Linked DNA regions of Homo sapiens: region 2 is linked to region 1. A link is a loop called in an ENCODE intact Hi-C map of the cell type or tissue named here. Cell type or tissue: sigmoid colon. All regions are shown on one strand. Each heading gives the region's core, and the rest is flanking DNA. Links, peaks and the distances in the headings are about the cores only.

Region 1 (8,327 bases), core at 2,293-7,292:
TTCAGGGACCCCTCCTGGCACATGAAGCTGGCAGACCTTGTCCTTGCCCTGCCCCTGCCTGCACAGAGCTTATAGTCCTGGTGGGGACCAAGAAGGACAAGGGATCTGGACAGGACTTTTTGAGACCAGACTTGGAGAACTCCCAGAAGAAACTGCACCCAAACTGAAGCCTGCAAGGAAAGGGTAAGAAGAGGAGAAAGCAGGCCAGGCACAGTGGCTCATGCCTATAATCCGAGCACTTTGGGAGACAGAATCAGATAGATCACCTGAGGTCAGGAGTTTGAGACCAGCCTGGCCAACATATCGAAACACCATCTCTACCAAAAGTACAAAAATTAGCTAGGTGTGGTGGCACGCGCCTGTAATCCCAACACTTCTGGAGGCTGAGACAGGAGAATCGCTTGAACCTGAGAGGTGGAGGTTGCACTGAGCCGAGATGGCGCCACCGCACTCCAGCCTGGGTGACAGAGTGAGACTGCATCTCAAAAAAAAAAAAAAAAAAAAGGAAGCAAAGGAAGCAAAGAAAGCAGAAACCAAGAGAAGGCTCATATAAAAAGAAGAAAGGCACACATCATGTGGATCCAATTAAACTAGAGCTTCTTTCATTTTGGTCAAATTGTAAGTTAATTCCTGCCTTCTGGAGTATTTAATTAAAGGCAAATCCCATAGGCCACCTGTTGTTTTAACCATTTTTTTTTCCTTTGGTGGAGTCACTAGGACCCTTTGGAACAGGGAACATTGAGCAGTAACCGACCATTGGATTCTCCTGGGGGAAATAGGGATTAACAGGAATGATCAACATCTTGTCTTCAGAACATCATAAATTCTTCAATACCAGACCCAAAAAGCATTAGATTTACATCCTTAATTGGAACTCAGGCTACTTGGTAGTCCAGCTTAGACTTCCCACGTGTGTTTTATTTTCTTTATGGAGTCCAAAAAGAAAAAAGCAGACAGACCTCTCCCCATCCTGCTTCCTTCTGCACAGTGCGGCTGTCGGCTGGTTTTCTTTGACTAAATCATTATCTCCTCTCTCTCAGCTTCTTTACTTGAGGGAGGGACATGGCTCGGGTTTCTGCGCTTGTATACCTGATATAACAATTAATTGTATTTCTCGACTGTTGTTGCAGCTTGTGCCTTGGGAGATAATTTGCCAACCCACGGTGTCCATGTGTGGCCCTGGGGCTGAAATTTCCAGCTAGAAGGTGGTCAGCCTGACAGCCACCCTGGGGACCAGGGACCAGGACAATTGGCTTCAACATTGGTGTTTGTATTACTTCACTTCATATTGTCAATATCATCCTATTATCAATCAGCAGCTACCACGACCCCAATAACTGATATAAATTCCAATTAAATGACATAGATTAGGTTCCTGATGCAGGCTGGTCATTATGCCAGGAGAACACAAAGGCCATGTTCCTGTTTCATTCTTACAGCGAACTTCCAGGCCCAGAGAAATCAGGCCTTCCGTGGGGGCTTTGCAGAAAAGAGCTGCACCAGGCCTTTTGGCTCCAGTTCCAGAACCTTCCTCCACCAGAGCTTTGCCAAACTTCACTCGTTCAGGGTCATTATTTGTGCTGTGTCCTCATTCTACCACATACAGTTTTAATGATTTTCGCCATGGCCACTACCACCTATAGTCTGTTGTTTATTCAACCTTTAAAAAAAATTGACTGACATTTTACTTAAATCGGTTTACTTAAAAGTTTCCTATGATACGCTAAATGTGAAAAGTAATGTCATTTGTCAGACCATTAAAAATACAACATAAATTCTAGAGATCTGCTGTTCAACATAGTGCCTAGAATTAATATATGCATTGTGCCCCTACAAAAATTGTTAAGAGAGTAGGCTGGGCATGGTGGCTCATGCTGTAATCCAAGAACATTGGGAGGCCGAGACAGCAGATCACTTGAGGTCAGGAGTTCAAGACCAGCCTGGCCAACATGATGAAACCCCATCTCTACTAAAAAATACAAAATTAGTTGGGCACGGTGGCAGGTGCCTATAGTCCCAGCTACTCAGGAAGCTGAGGCAGAAGAATCACTTGAACCTGGGAGGCAGTGGTTGCAGTTAACCGAGATCATGCCACTGCACTCCAACCTGGGTGACAGAGTGAGACTTGGTCAAAAAAAAAACCACAAAAAATTGTTAAGAGAGTACTCTCGTTAAATGTTCTTACTGCACAAACAGAACAAGACACAGCCCCCCAAAACGAGGAACCTTTTGGAGGTGATGGATGTTTATGACCTCGAGTGTGATGATCTTGCGGGTGTTTGTGTATGTCCAGACTCACCAAATTGCACATATTAAATAAGTGCAGTTCTTTCATATGTCAGTTACACCTCAGTCAAGCTTTTTTAAAAATGCAATGAAGACAAAACAATGTCATTCAAATGCAGCTGTTGCCGGCTGGAGCCTGGAGGCCCAGGATCTGCTCCTGCCAGTGATGAGGAAGGTTGGCCAGGGACACACTAGTGTGAGACAGAGGCTTTTCTCTGATGTCACCAGGGGGACTGGAAGAGAACCGATGAGGGAGCTGTGTCTCATCTGGAATCTTGGGTCCCTGGAGGCCCACTTTCTACTCCTAATGCTGGGGATACTGGTTTCCCCAGCATCCCAGTCCTTGCTGTCCTGGCCACTTGCTTCCCTGTGTTGGATGCAATGGTTGGCCAGGGTATAGGAGATGCCTGTTCACCATGAGGACGTGCTCCCCGAGTGATCCTCTACCCTCTCAGGGTGCAGCTGAGCCTGCACCCTCCTGGCAGGGCCCAAGGCCCCATAGAGGTTGTATCTGAACAGACAAAGTTGCTGTCCCCTCTCCTGCTCCCTCCCCACGGTGGGGAATTCTCTTCAGTCAAACACACCAGCTCTAAGGTTCTGTTGTCATGAGTCTTAGCATCCACACCTCCCACTGCCCTAATGTGTTTTTTTAACCAGGAGTGTTCTGGAAACAGCTCAAGAACTCCAAGGTGAGGCTTTCTACTTGCCCGGTGGGAGTGGGTGGTCAGGGGACAGGTCAGCCTGTCCCTCTGTGACCTGTCACACTCTTGAGGCAGCACCTCCTCTGCCCTCCATGTCTCTAGCTGGCTGAGCATAGGGGACCTCTGTCCTCGAATTCCCAGTGCCTCCCCTCCTACCCCACAGAGGCCCTGCAAGGCTGGGCTGCTGCCTGCCCCTGAGCACTTCCTGGGGTGAGGAGGCCCCTTTGCAAGCAAATGTTTTCAGTGTCCCAGGTGGTTTCATGCTCCATCAGGGACAACAAATGTGATGTCCCTACTTCACTTAGGCCCACTCCTAGGTGAGACCTCGTTGTGTCGTGCTTAAATTGGTGGGAAATCTAGAATCCACGTCCTGGGCCTTTCAGAGTGGGAGATGCACAGAAATGAAACAAAGGTCAGCTCTGGGGTGATGGTAGGACCTCAGACAAGTGTTTCCACAGCCCTTTACAGTGACCACCCCTCCTCGCTACTGAGGGGTGTGTGCCTCCCAGGGGCTTGTTGAGAGAATGAGGAGGTGACTCGCCAAATTGACAGAGTCAGGCCTCCACCCCAGCATTGGATTCCCAAGCCCCTGCTCTCTTACTGAGGGGCACACAAACTCACTCCACCTGCAGGTCATATTTTAGCTCTTAGTGAAATGCTAACACGATTCCCTTAGATTATGATGCCAAAAATGGAGATGAACTCCATTTTTCCTTGTCCAACAGGTGCTTTGCTAAGCTGATCTGGCCCATGGGTCCCAGGCTTGCCTCAGAAAAGAGAAGGAGCAAAGGCGAGGCCAAGAATCACAGTTCTTTTTGATTGAACTTGAGACTTTGAAAATAAATAATAATGCCCCCCTGCCTTTTTTTTCTGGAGATGGAGTGTTGCTCTGTCTCCCAGGCTGGAGTGCAGTGCTGTGATCATAGCTCACTGCAACCTTGAACTCCTGGGCTCAAGCCATCCTCCTGCCTTAGCCTCCTGAGTAGCTAGGACTACAGGTACACACCACCACACCTGTCTAATTTTTTTTTATTTTTAGTTTTTATAGAGATGAAGTCTTGTTTTGTTGCCCAGGCTGGTCTCCAACTCATGGCCTTAAGCAATCCTCCTACCTCAGCCTCCCAGAGTGCTGGGATCACAGACGCAAGCTACCGTGCCTGGCTCAAAAATGCCTTTTCCTGTCAGTCTTAGGTCAGTCGCACGCTGAGGGCTTGGTATGGGGGACTGGATGAATCTGGAAAATGTTGGTGTTGTGAAGTCTGCACCAAGCGCCGGGGCCCTGTAGAAAGCTCACCTTGATCCACTAGGGCCACACTCTGCTCCATGCCAACCACCCCAGCAGTGACAATGCAGGCCATGGGCTCAGCTGTCCAGCAGATACCGGGTGGACCCAGGGCAGCCTTCAGGACCCCTGGAATGACTTGTGCCGACGTGGGACATGGAGATGAGCAGGAAGCCCCAACATGCAACTGTTCTGATTTATAGTTCCAAGACTTTAATAACGCAGCTCTTTGACACAAAACATAGTAATGGCTACTTGGATCTGTTTCAATGTATCATGTCACCCTTTGCTTTGGAGATGTTACAAAGCTGTTATGGACACCATCCAGGGTCTGGTTTTACAAGTGTGTTGCTTAGAAGTGCAACTGTGTGTTGGCTCGGCTGATGTTCAAATCTTTGGAGGAGTTTAGTGGGGAGGAAGATTAAAGTGACTATAAAACCACAATCTATGTACAAAATGTATCATGGATTTTAATTTGAGAGCTGTTCTTTTTTTTTTTTTTTCCTCTTGCCTCATACAGCTTGAGGCAATGGTTTCTAGAAGAGTCTTTTGTTTGCATTTAAAGCTGCTCTGGAGAAACACTGTTTTCAACGTTTCTGTGGGTCATAAAACGGTTGGTCTGAGTCCTGGCTGGGTACCCTGGGTGACGCAGGCGTGGGTTGAGGACTGGAGAGCACATGTCCTTTGTGGAGGAGTCCTCACCACAGACAGGAGGCTGCCTGCTGGAGACAGGGCCCTGCCGGGGGTGGCCCAGAGGCTGCCAATCATGGAGCTCCAGCACCTCATATGTGCTGGGTGCATCTCCTTCCCTGGCTTCAAGTTAAAGAAATTTGGGTCCTAGGGTTTTGTTTTGTTTTGTTTCATCCTAAAACGTGAACCTTCCAGTGTGGCCTTTAGACATGAATTTCGTAAATGATTCTGACCTTCTGGGTCTCCAGTTGCTTCGAAGGGAGTTTGGAGCATGGAGGACAGTATCGGGAGGCCACAAGGGCAGGAGTGTCAGTTTCCTGTTGATGATGCCAACACATCATGCCTCTGCACGTCCCGTCCTCTTCCTGTTCTGTGGGAGGTGAGATTCCCATATGTGATGTATTGCTGTTGCATATCAGGCTGGGCGATGGGTCTTGCTTCACAGGCAGAAGGTCAGCTTTCCCAAGCCAGACACTGTCCCTTCCATCTCCTTTTCATGCCCAAATGGTAAGAGGACTCAATACACAATCTGGATTGAATTAAAAGTCCAGGACCCAGCGTTCCTGCCTGAGACATCTGGGCCTGGAGGAGGAATGCAAGCACAGCTGCCAAGTGCCTGGGAGAAGAGTGTGGTCAACACTTGCTGTTTCTGTCTTCATTAGAAAACCCTACACTGGAGGGCAACCTGCAGGCTTCAAAGGCCACATCCCACAGCCTCAGGGGCTGCCCTCCTGCTGCCTCTAACTCAGGTGAGAGGACCTTCAGCACCCATTTCCACCCTCATGGGTTAACCTGGCGATCTAAGCCCCGCGGGACCCTTCAATTCCAGTCCAAGTTCCGATCTCAGCTTGGCTTGGAGTTCAGAGTAAGTTCTGTCCTGAACATGAAAACCACAAAAATCTCCATCCGGAGAGGGTTCAAGAATTTATTTACTCAGGAAATGTCTACTAGACGTTGGAGTATGTTAAAAGACCTCCATGCTGGGCTGAGAGTCAGCTCACCTGAGTCCAGTTCTGCTTCCCACCTGTATTCATTTGCTAGGGCTGTCATGACAAAGCACCAGAGACCAGGATGTTAACCAACAGAAATTGATCGTCTCAGCATTCTGGAGTCCAGAAGTCCAAGATCAAGGTGTTGCATGGTGGGTTCCTCCTGAGAGCCATGAGGGACAATCTGTTTCATGCCACTGTCCTAGATTCTGGTACTTTGCTGGCAATCTTTGGTATTCCTTGGCTTGTAGAAGCATCAACCCAACCTCTGGCTTCGTGATCACATGTTCCCCCTGCAAGCATGTCTGTGTCTGTGTCCAAACTCTCCCTTCTTGTAAGAATACCAGTCATATTCAGCCAGTCAGTTGGATTCGGGCCTGTCCTAATGACCTCACCTTAATTAATTACATCCAACAGTGACCCTATTTCCAAATAAGGTCATGTTCTGAAGCACTGGAGGTTAGGACTTCAACACATGAACTTGGGGGATGCAATTACTTAACACCACCTTATCTCTGAGACCTTGGACGAGTGGGTGAATATTTCTTTTCTCCACCTGTGACATTTTTGATCTTTAAGATTCTTTTCTAGTTCTTAAGCACAGTCACTTTTAAAGTCTTTAGAGTATGATGGTCTATTTTTTTTTTTTTGAGACAGAGTCTCGCTCTGTTGCCCAGGCCGGAGTGCAGTGGCACGATCTCGGCTCACTGCAAGCTCCGCCTCCCAGGTTCACGCCATTCTCCTGCCTTGGCCTCCCAAATAGCTGGGACTACAGGTGCCCGCCACCACGCCCAGCTAATTTTTTGTATTTTTAGTAGAGACGGGGTTTCACCGTGTTAGCCGGGACGGTCTCGATCTCCTGACCTCGTGATCCGCCCACCTTGGCCTCCCAAAGTGCTGGGATTACAGGCGTGAGCCACCGCGCCTGGCCTGATGGTCTATTTCATTTTCACTGTCAGTGGTCTCCAAACAATTCTTTTCATGGAATGTCACTTTTAAAAACACTTTATCCAGGCTTTAAGAAATTTATCATTTCCTGCCTTTGACCGTAGTTATTTGCATGAGTGATATTAAATATATTTAATGATCTGTCAAGGGTCCAGCTAATCAAATGGCCACGGGTCATTTTGGCCACCCTGAGACATGATGGAGTCTCCTGGTGTGTACTGGCTGAATCCCAGTCCTGCTCACTTTTGTATTTGCCTTAGCTCTCCTTTTAGACTTCATATTCTTCCTCCAAAAATTAGTTTTTTCTGATTTTAAAATAAATATGGAATTATTATGTAAGGTTTTAAGGAATAAAATAAAAATCTAGGCTGGGCACAGTGGCTGACACCTGTAATCCAGCACTTAGGGAGGCCGAGGTGGGTACATGGCTTGAGCCCAGGAGTTGGAGACCAACCTGGGCAACATGGTAAAACCCCATCTCTACTAAAAACACAAAAATTAGCCGGGCGTGGTAATGGGCACCTGTAGTCCCAGCTACTTGGGAAGCTGAGGCAGGAGAATCACCTGAACCTGGGAGATGGAGACTGCAGTGATCCGAGATGGCGCTACTGCACTCCAGCCTGGGAAACAGAGCCAGACCCTGTCTCAAAAAACAAACAAGCAAACAAACAAAAAACTACAATAACACTTTACTGATACATTTGGTATCAAAGCATTGTAATATATATTCTGCTTTTTCTGTATTCTCTCCTAAATATTTTTGTAGACATTAAGTACTTTTCAAAAACATGATTTATATTTTTGCAAAATATTCTATTCTCTGGATGAACCATTTCCATATTTTTAGTATTGCAAATCAAGCTGTTGCTAACATTACTGTACTCAAGCTTTCTGCACATCTCTAATTGCTTACTGAGGTGAAGCTCTTTAGGGTGGAATTATTGAACCAAAGTTTACATAGTTTCATATGTTTTATCAAACTGCCCTCCAAGAAAGTGGGGAAAATGAATACTCATACCAGTGACATCTGAAATTGCTTTTGTTTTTTATAAGGATATTTTCTCTTTTCTTATTGATTTTTAAGAACTCTTGTTGTATATAGTTAGGATATTAAATCTCTTTCTAGCATACATGTTGAAAATATGAACTTCGAACTTCTTAAAGGGCCCATGCCTTCTCAAATGTGTCTCTCCCACAATACTGAGTTCTATGACTTGTGCATGTAACACCCAGCAAATATCCAAAGAATGTAAAGGAACAACTCTTGCCATTAAGAGGCGAGGCTGAAGCAGGAGAATGGCTTGAACCCGGGAGGCAGAGGTTGCAGGGAGGCGAGATCATGCCACTGCACTCCAGCCTGGGCGATAGAGGGAGACTGTCCCCCCCAAAAAAAAAAAAAAAGTTTTATTGCAATATAAACCACACTCCATA
Region 2 (8,327 bases), core at 1,962-6,961, 59 kb after region 1:
TATAACAGAAAGATTTTTCAGCCCCAAATGTCAATGGTGAGAACCCTGCCCTACATTATCTGCTGATCTCCTCACCTGTAAAAAGAAGAAGGGTATGAAAAAATAAACTGAGAAAAAAATGTGTGAAAGCAGAGGAAAACTGAAAACACTGAAAATGCTATATCCACTGAAGCTATTTATATTAGACTTCTTGCTCTTGACACCCCTGTAACAGTATTTCTTCATTTGTGGAGTAGGGTTAGTGGGATGATGGCCGGAACACCGAATGAAGGCTCATTGTGGGTGATCTCATTTGATCCTCAGAGAAGCCCAACTGCATTGGCACCAGCATAGGCCCTGCTTTTCTACAGAGAAGACGGGCGTCAAGCCACACAGAGGCAGCTCAAGGGCACACACTCAGGCAGTGGTGGAGCAGGAGTTTCTTAGTTCCCACTGTGATCAATGGTTGCATCATCTCAAGACAGTGCATGGAAAAGCATTGGAAAACGTTGGAATGCTGTACACGTGTGGTTGCAGTTGCACATCTGTGACCCCGTCCTGATAGCATGATGTCATACGTGCCTTGGAGATTCAGCGAATGCCTGGAGATTAATTAAATGTGAATTACAGCCAGGCACGGTGGCTCATGTCTGTAATCCCAGCACTTTGGGAGGCAGAGGTGGATGGATCACTTGAGGCCTGGAGTTCAAGAACAGCCTGGGCAACAAAGCAAGATGTCATCTCTACAAATAATTTTAAAAATTAGATGGGCATGGTGAGCACCTATAGTCCTAGCTACTTGGGAGGCTGAGATGGGAGGATCACTTGAGTCCAAGAGTTCGAGGTTGCAGTGAGCTGTAATCGCAACATTTCATTCTAGCCTGGGCAAAAGAGTGAGACCCTGTCTTTTAAAAGGCACAGGGGAGGGTGGGAGTAGGGAATTACTATATTGAGTTAAGAGAGGCTGAAAACTGTGAGGCTGCTGTGTGACCTGAGAGCCACATCATGAGAATCTAGTGCTTGGAAAGTACTAGATGTTAGGATAAGTCTCCATAGCCTCAGAGGAGCCTGAGACCTTGTGAGAAGGGTGACTTAGAGCCTAGGTCCTGCCTGACTGCCATTCTCAAAGGATGCTTAGCTCCTGTGCACTTTGCCAGCACACTGTGCACAAGTTCATGTAGCTGTTGAAGAGAATCAGTGAAACCAGGGTCCCGGGATGCTTTCCTTCTGGTTCCAGCTGCAGCAGAGTACACAGGCCACAGTGCTTATACCCCAGGGGTGGGCCCAGAGCCTCCAGAGTGGGAGATTCATGACACGGCTCTGTCTCCTGCAGTGATGTCATGCTCTCCTTTCAGCTAGATTTTAATTTCCAGGGAGAGCTTGCTAAGTTCACTGTCAGGATGCTTGTCCATGGGGCTGGAAGGCCCAGCCTCGATCAGCAGCACAGCATCTACTGAACCACGGTTAACTGTTGTCTTTCTGTATTGAAGGGGGTGGGGAGTGAAATCAGGCCTTGCCTGTCATGACATGGCCAGTGTTGGGAACAAAGCTTATCTTGGTCATTTATCATTTCCTCTTTGTTTTTCCATTTGGGAAGTAAGAAATTAAATTGTATCTAAAGAGAATCTCCTTCCAAGGTCTTCCTCTGAAAATCATTCTGGGACTAGAAAGGGTTTTTCCTATGCTCCGGGCAATAAAGCTTTTAAGACTGATGACATTGACAAAATTCTCTGAGTGACACGCAGGAGGCAACATAATCCTTCTGGTAGGAAAAACATCAGTCCAATAAGCAGATAACATATTGCCTGTTCCTCTGTAAATAAAACAGGACACATCAATTTCTCTTCTGCCTGTGAATGATGACCAATTTATCAAGTGTACACTGAATAATGACTTTCCGTGGGGACAGCAGCTCTTAAGATAAAGTGTTACTGCTCTAGCTACATTATTATAAACAACATCCAATTTATGGAGTTGGGAAGCAGATGCATTTCTCAGTCATATGTCACTATTATCTAGAACGAGCCATAAAATCTAGGCTGTCGCATATTTTCTGGCTGCAAACTTCAAGCAATTAATAGTCCTACAAAGCGGTCTTGATCACAGACCAATTTAGAAATTAGTTGTTCAATATGATGATTAAATTCTAGAGCTGGAACTTGCGATGGCCAACTGTGACAAATCTTATACAACTTTTCAGACGGAAGGAACTGTTTGAGACGCTGGGAGTTTTTGGTGAATTTCAAATGAGGTACCTTCACCTCAAGAGTGTGCTGTGATCTGGCCCAGCCTTCGAGAGGAGGATGAGTCACCGGCATTTTCCTGCATCCAAATGCCGTGTCTGGTCCCCAACCCCTGAGTCAGTGTTAGGGAGGCAGCAGACACACAGCAGACGCACCCTTCGCTCTGATGGAGGACAGTGTCCACACTGCTCTCCTGCCAGGTCTTTTTTTTTTTTTTTTTTTTTTGAGACAGGGTCTCGCCCTGTCACCCAGGCTGGTGTGCAGTGGTCCAGTCACGGCTCACTGCAGCCTCAAACTTCTGGGCTTAAGCCATCCTCCCATCTCAGCCTCCCAAGTAGGTGGGACTATAGGCGTGCACCACCATGCCAGGCTAAGTGTGTGTGTGTGTGTTTGTGTGTATTTTTAGTAGAGACAGAGTTTTGCCATATTGCCCAGGCTGGTCTCAAACTCCTGGGGCTCAAGTGATCCGCCTGCCTTGGCCTCCCAAAGTGCTGAGATTATAGGCATGAGCCACTGCGCCCAGCCAAGAACTTTCATTACCACCCTGCCTTTTTCCCCAGCTTAGGGAAGACATAGAAAGCTATAAGTTGGCAGGACCTTAAGTGAGAACTAGGAGATATAAGACGGTGGGAGAACAAACCTTGGAATAAGATTTGAAAATGTGACCCTGTGCAGTGTGAAGCCTATGCCACCAGAAACAGAGTGGAAAGAGTGATAAGTGCTGGGGACATTGTTGCTCACTAATAGGTTATTTTAAACATAGGGGTAGGACCACGCTTCGCACTGTCATCTGTAATGTGTGAACAAAAATAGTTTTGTGGCCGGGCGCAGTGGCTCACGCCTGTAATCCCAGCACTTTGGGAGACCGAAGTGGGTGGATCACCTGAGGTCAGGAGTTTGAGACCAGCCTGGCCAACATGGTGAAACCCCGTCTCCACTGAAAATACAAAAAACTTGCTGGGAGTGGTGCCGCATGCCTGTAATCCCAGCTACTTGGGAGGCTGAGGCAGGAGAATTGCTTGAACCCAGGAGGCAGAGATTGAAGTGAGCCGAGACTGCGCCATTGCACTCCAGCCTCGGCAACAAGAGCGAAACTCCGTCTGGAAAAAAAAAAAAAGTTTTGTTCTAGCCGGATGCAGTGGCTCACGCTTGTAATCCCAGCACTTTTGGAGGTCAAGGTGGGTGGATCACTTGAGCACAGTAGTTCACGACCCGCCTGGGTAACATAGCAAAACCCCGTCTCTACAAAAAAATACAAAAATGAACTGAGCGTGGTGGCACATGACTGTAGCTCCAGCTACTTGTAGGGCTGAGGCAGGAAGATCACTTGCTCCTGGGAAGTGAGGCTGCAGTGAGCAGAGATCATGCCACTGCACTGCAGCTTGGGTGACAGAGTTAGACCCTGTCTCAAAAGAAAAAAATAGTTTTGCTCTGTCATTTGGTTGACAAAACCTATTTCAGCACTCCATTTGCCTTGAAATACGTCTATTTATTTCTGTGGTTATTCAGAAGTGCTGTCTTTTGTGCATCTGTGGGCTGCTCAGGACGGCGATGCAGTCTGAAGATGGATTTCACTATATTGAACGTGTACTATTGCATTTAAAATTAGAGACAAGAGAAAAGAAACCACCACTCACTGATGACAAGTGTCTGGTGAAATGGACACTTGTACAGGCTGCTTGTAAAAGTACATTCTGTTATGAGACATGGGAAAAACAATTTGGCAGTAAGTATCAAAACCTGTGTTGTGGGCGCTCATGTAATCCTAGCACTTTGGGATGCTGAGGCAGGAGTTTGAGACCAGCCTGGGCAACATAGTGAGACACTGTCTCTACAAAAAGTTTAAAAATTTAGCTAGATGTTGCCCAGGCGCAGTGGCTCATGCCTGTAATCCCAGCACTTTGGGAGGCTGAGGCGGGCAGATCAGATGGTTTCAGGATGGGGGCTAGTCACAGAAAGACCAAACGTTGTTTAGAAACCTGGAACTTTCAGCCTCGCCCTCCAAGCTCTGGGGAGAGCTGAGGAGCTGGAGATTGAGTTAATAATCCATCTTGCTGCCGGGCGTGGTGGTTCACACCTGTAATCCCAGTACTCTGGGAGGCCAAGGCGGACAGATCACAAGGTCAGGAGATGGATAACATCCTGGGCAACATGGCGACAAAACCCCGTCTCCACTAAAAAAATACAAAAATTAGCTGGGAGTGGTGGCACATGCCTGTAATCTTAGCTACTCGGGAGGCTGAGGCATGAGAATCGCTTGAACCCATGAGGCAGAGATTACAGTGAGCGGAGATTGCGCCACTGCACTCCAGCCTGGCGACAGAGGTAGACTCCGTCTCAAAAAAAAAAAAAAAAAAAAAAAGCTAGATGTCATGGTGTGTACCTGTAGTTCCAGCTACTCAGGAGACTGAGGCGGGAGGATCCCTTGAGCCCAGGAGTACGAGGCTGCAGTGAGCTAGGATCGTACCACTGCACTCTAGCCTGGGCGACAGAGTGAGACCTGTTTCTAAAAAACAAACAAAAAATCCTATCTCCTTTGACTCAGCCATTTCCCTTCTAGGATTTATTCTGTTTTTTTCTGTTTTTTTTTTTTTTTTTTTTTTTTTTTGTTGTTGTTGTTGTTGTTGTTGTTTTGAGATGGAATCTCGTTCTGTCTCCCAGGCTGGAGGGCAGTGGTGCGATCTCGGCTCACTGCAAGCTCCGCCTCCCGGGTTCACGCCATTCTCCTGCCTCAGCCTCCCAAGTAGCTGGAACTACAGGCGCCTGCCACCACTCCCGGCTAATTTTTTGTATTTTTAGTAGAGATGGGGTTTCACCGTGTTACCAGGATGGTCTCTATCTCCTGACCTCGTGATCTGCCCGCCTCGGCCTCCCAAAGTGCTGGGATTACAGGTGTGAGCCACCGCGCCCAGCCTCCTTCTAGGATTTGTTTTAAGGAAAAAAGTTAGTGGAGAGTTGCTGAGTACAGCACCACTTGCACTGTCAAAATTTGTACAGAAAACACATGTCCAGCATAAGGGGACTGGTTAAGTAAGTATTGAGACATCCATGAAATGTGACAATACACAGTCCCACAAATCATGTTGTGGAATGTGTTTTGGATCCATTGCTTAATGCAAAAAGTCACTTAAAAAACATTGTATCATGTGATCTCAATTTTACAAGAGAAGGATACACTGTGTATGCTTGGAGGAAAAGAATCACCAAAATATTTACAGTGACTATCTCTGCATGTTCAGAGAGGGCCTGATCTTTAATTTTTCTCCTCTGTGCTTTTCCTAATATTCTACCATAAACATACATTATGTTTGTTATCAGAGAGAAAGAAACAATGGGATTGTTGAAGAACCTCAGCCAGGGAAGTTAGCAGAATTCTTATAAAGACTAGAAGAATTTATACAGGATATTGGACTATTATATCATATTATATTATATTATATCATGCTGTAAGGTTCTGCAGTCACAAGGGGATGGGAGGGGAACTTCTTAGCAGTTCTATTTATGATCAGATGATCTTGGGGAAATACAGCGAAGGAAAACCAGGGTCAGCTGAGCCCAGGGAATTTTCTAAAGAGCATCATTTATGATGATCACATCTTGGAAAGAAGATGTAAGAAGTGTACTGGATATGTTTTGGTTTAGAGTTCATCATAAATTGGAGAGAAATAGTAGACTTGGATATCCCATAAAATAGCTCTGAATCCTGGTAGGATTAATTAAATCTCTATCCATGCAAGATAAAGTGGTGAAGCAAATCCTAACTGGGCCTCTGTTGCCTAGAATGGGTCTTGTGCTTAAAAACAACAACAACATACAAGAAGAAAGGAACCTGGCCTTGGAGCTGGAGTTGGTGATCTACATCCACCCTGGTTGGAGGCTCCATGAGACCCAGCCCTACACCCCCAGGTCTATCCGGAAAGAAGCCACGGCAAGGATGGTAGAGGTCGTCCTCATCAAGGAGGTTCCATTAACACCATCTCCTTTGTCAGCCACACCCATCCACCTGTGTGTGTGCCTGTATGCATGGGTGCCAGCCACAGGCATCACTTGTGTGTGTGTGCCAGCCATGCCCATCCAAGTGTGTGTGCACATGCCAACCACAGTCTATCTGTGTGCATGCATGTGTGCTGGCCATAGTCCAGACTGTGTGGGTTTTGCTTTGGCACCAGACTGGGAATCCCAGAATGGGGCAGCTGTGGGACCACTGCCTTGTTCCCTGTACCTTCATAAACAGCTGTTTCCTTATTTCATGCTGTAGCATGCTCAATACCTTAGAATCGTGAGTGTTGCTTAGGGGGACAAGTAATTGTGTTACTCCTTCCCCACCCAAACTCCTCTTGGTATTTCTCACCAAAGTGCAACTAGCATTAGAGCATGGGATTGTTGCATGGGATTGCCCCAACACTGAAGCCCTTTTAGGTTCCCTGGCCCTCCTAGTGAATACAGTAGGACCCTTTCTGATCCTATGACAGTAGGACGCTTTCTGATCCTGTGATAACCCCAAATGCCCCTACCACTCTTTCAAAGCCATGTGGGAGCCATGCTGAAATGACAGGTGTGATATCCAAATTGAATTGGATTAGCTCAAAAAGCCTTCAGGCCCGAATCCTCTCCCAATCTGTGACCTCTCCTCCAAGTGCCTGAGAATGACTGAGTGTCACACATTTGCGTGATGGCTTTCCTGTTGGTGACCTGTAGCTTTGAAATACTCCGTGCTTCCGACAACATATATCTGTGGATATTTGGAACGTGTGGCTTTGACCAATTTTGGGATCCCATAAATCTTAGAATATCAGAAGAGGAATCAAGGACCCAATATTTTAACTCACTCATTTATTCATTCATTCATCAGTCAGGATTTGTTAAGGACACACTGTGTTAGGCACTGGAGCTCAACAATGAGCACAGAAATGAGTCAAGCAATCACATTAATAATATGTCATTGCAAACAGGGATGCATGCTCTGAGGAAAGAAAAGAATAAGTTAGAGGGGAGTTTGTCTTAAAGGAACTGCCCAGACTGAGCAGTCAGAGATGGTTTTTCACTAAGTGATGTTTGAGTGAGATCTCAAGGCAAAGCAGGGGCTGGCTAGACGAAGGGGAGTTGTGGTGGCATTTGATCATTCTAGATGGAAGACAGAGCCTGTGCGATGGCCTGTGTGCAAGGGCTGCCAGGGCGTGGGAGGAACTGAAAGGAGCCAGTGTGGTTGAACACAGAGAACCAGGGGCATTTGAATAAGGGCCTTATGGGCTTCTTACGGAATTGGAGTTTTTAAAAGAGCAATGGGGAGCCCCTGGGGGCCTTTAAACAGAGGTGCTAGGACCAGATATGCATTTTGGAAAGATGATCATAGATGCAGTATGGGGATTAGATTAGAAGAGAATCTGACTAGATCCAAAGGGAAATCTTCCACCCTTTTCAGAGCAAGAGATGAACACAGCCTGGACTAAGGGGGTGGCAGTGGACCAGGCAGTGAACTATGGGTAGACTTATGAGATCTTGAGGAGGTAAAATGATTGGTGCTTGGAGATGCATTGGTTTGAGTGATGAGAATAAAGGAAATGATAAGGATGATTTTCAGTTTTCTTGTTGGGCAACTTCCAGAATGGAGGTTGATGCCATGCATGCCACTGGGACCTCAGAAGGGATCAATCACATGGAGCTGGCCGGGAGGGCTGGGAAGAAATCATAAGTCCACCATTGGACAAGTTGGGCTTCACTTGTCTTTGAGACCATTTAAGGAGAAGTCAAATAGGGAATTACCTTGGTGGAGGGAGGGGCAGGAACAGGGCGGAGACAAGAGAAGATATGGCCATGGTGGACTTGCAGGTCTCTGTGAACCTTGATTTTCTGTCCTGTTTTCCTTTTCTGGATGGTTCTGCTAGATGATGGGGTGGCTGTCCAGTGTGACAAGCAGCAAGGGAGGCTCAAGTATCACGGGCAGGAGGAGAACAAGAACTAAAACTCCTTAAAGATTGTGCGCAAAATAAGATTAAAAGTATAATTGTCCCTCCGTATCCATGGGGGCTGGTTCCAGGACCCCCGCAGGTACCAAATTCCTTAAATGCTCACGTCTCTGATAAAATGGTGTCCTATTTGCACACA

The links. Peaks named below come from ENCODE experiments on the same cell type or tissue, not always from the same donor. Only the 100,000 strongest peaks of a DNase experiment are listed, where the experiment ranks them.
Region 2: a loop joins it to region 1, with 4 times the contacts of the local background. A loop is called at or near these places in 1 of 110 quality-filtered maps.

The regions. Positions count from the first base shown.
Region 1 is chr10:30,801,210-30,809,536 of GRCh38, reverse strand. No RefSeq gene overlaps it. Among named protein-coding and RNA genes, the nearest start is that of LINC02644, 82 kb to the right of the region's middle. In sigmoid colon, for the core only: no CTCF peak of the experiment used is centred there; DNase peaks (open chromatin) are centred at 4,626, 4,936 and 5,466; H3K27ac peaks cover 929 bases.
Region 2 is chr10:30,741,742-30,750,068 of GRCh38, reverse strand. No RefSeq gene overlaps it. Among named protein-coding and RNA genes, the nearest start is that of LINC02644, 23 kb to the right of the region's middle. In sigmoid colon, for the core only: no CTCF peak of the experiment used is centred there; a DNase peak (open chromatin) is centred at 2,308.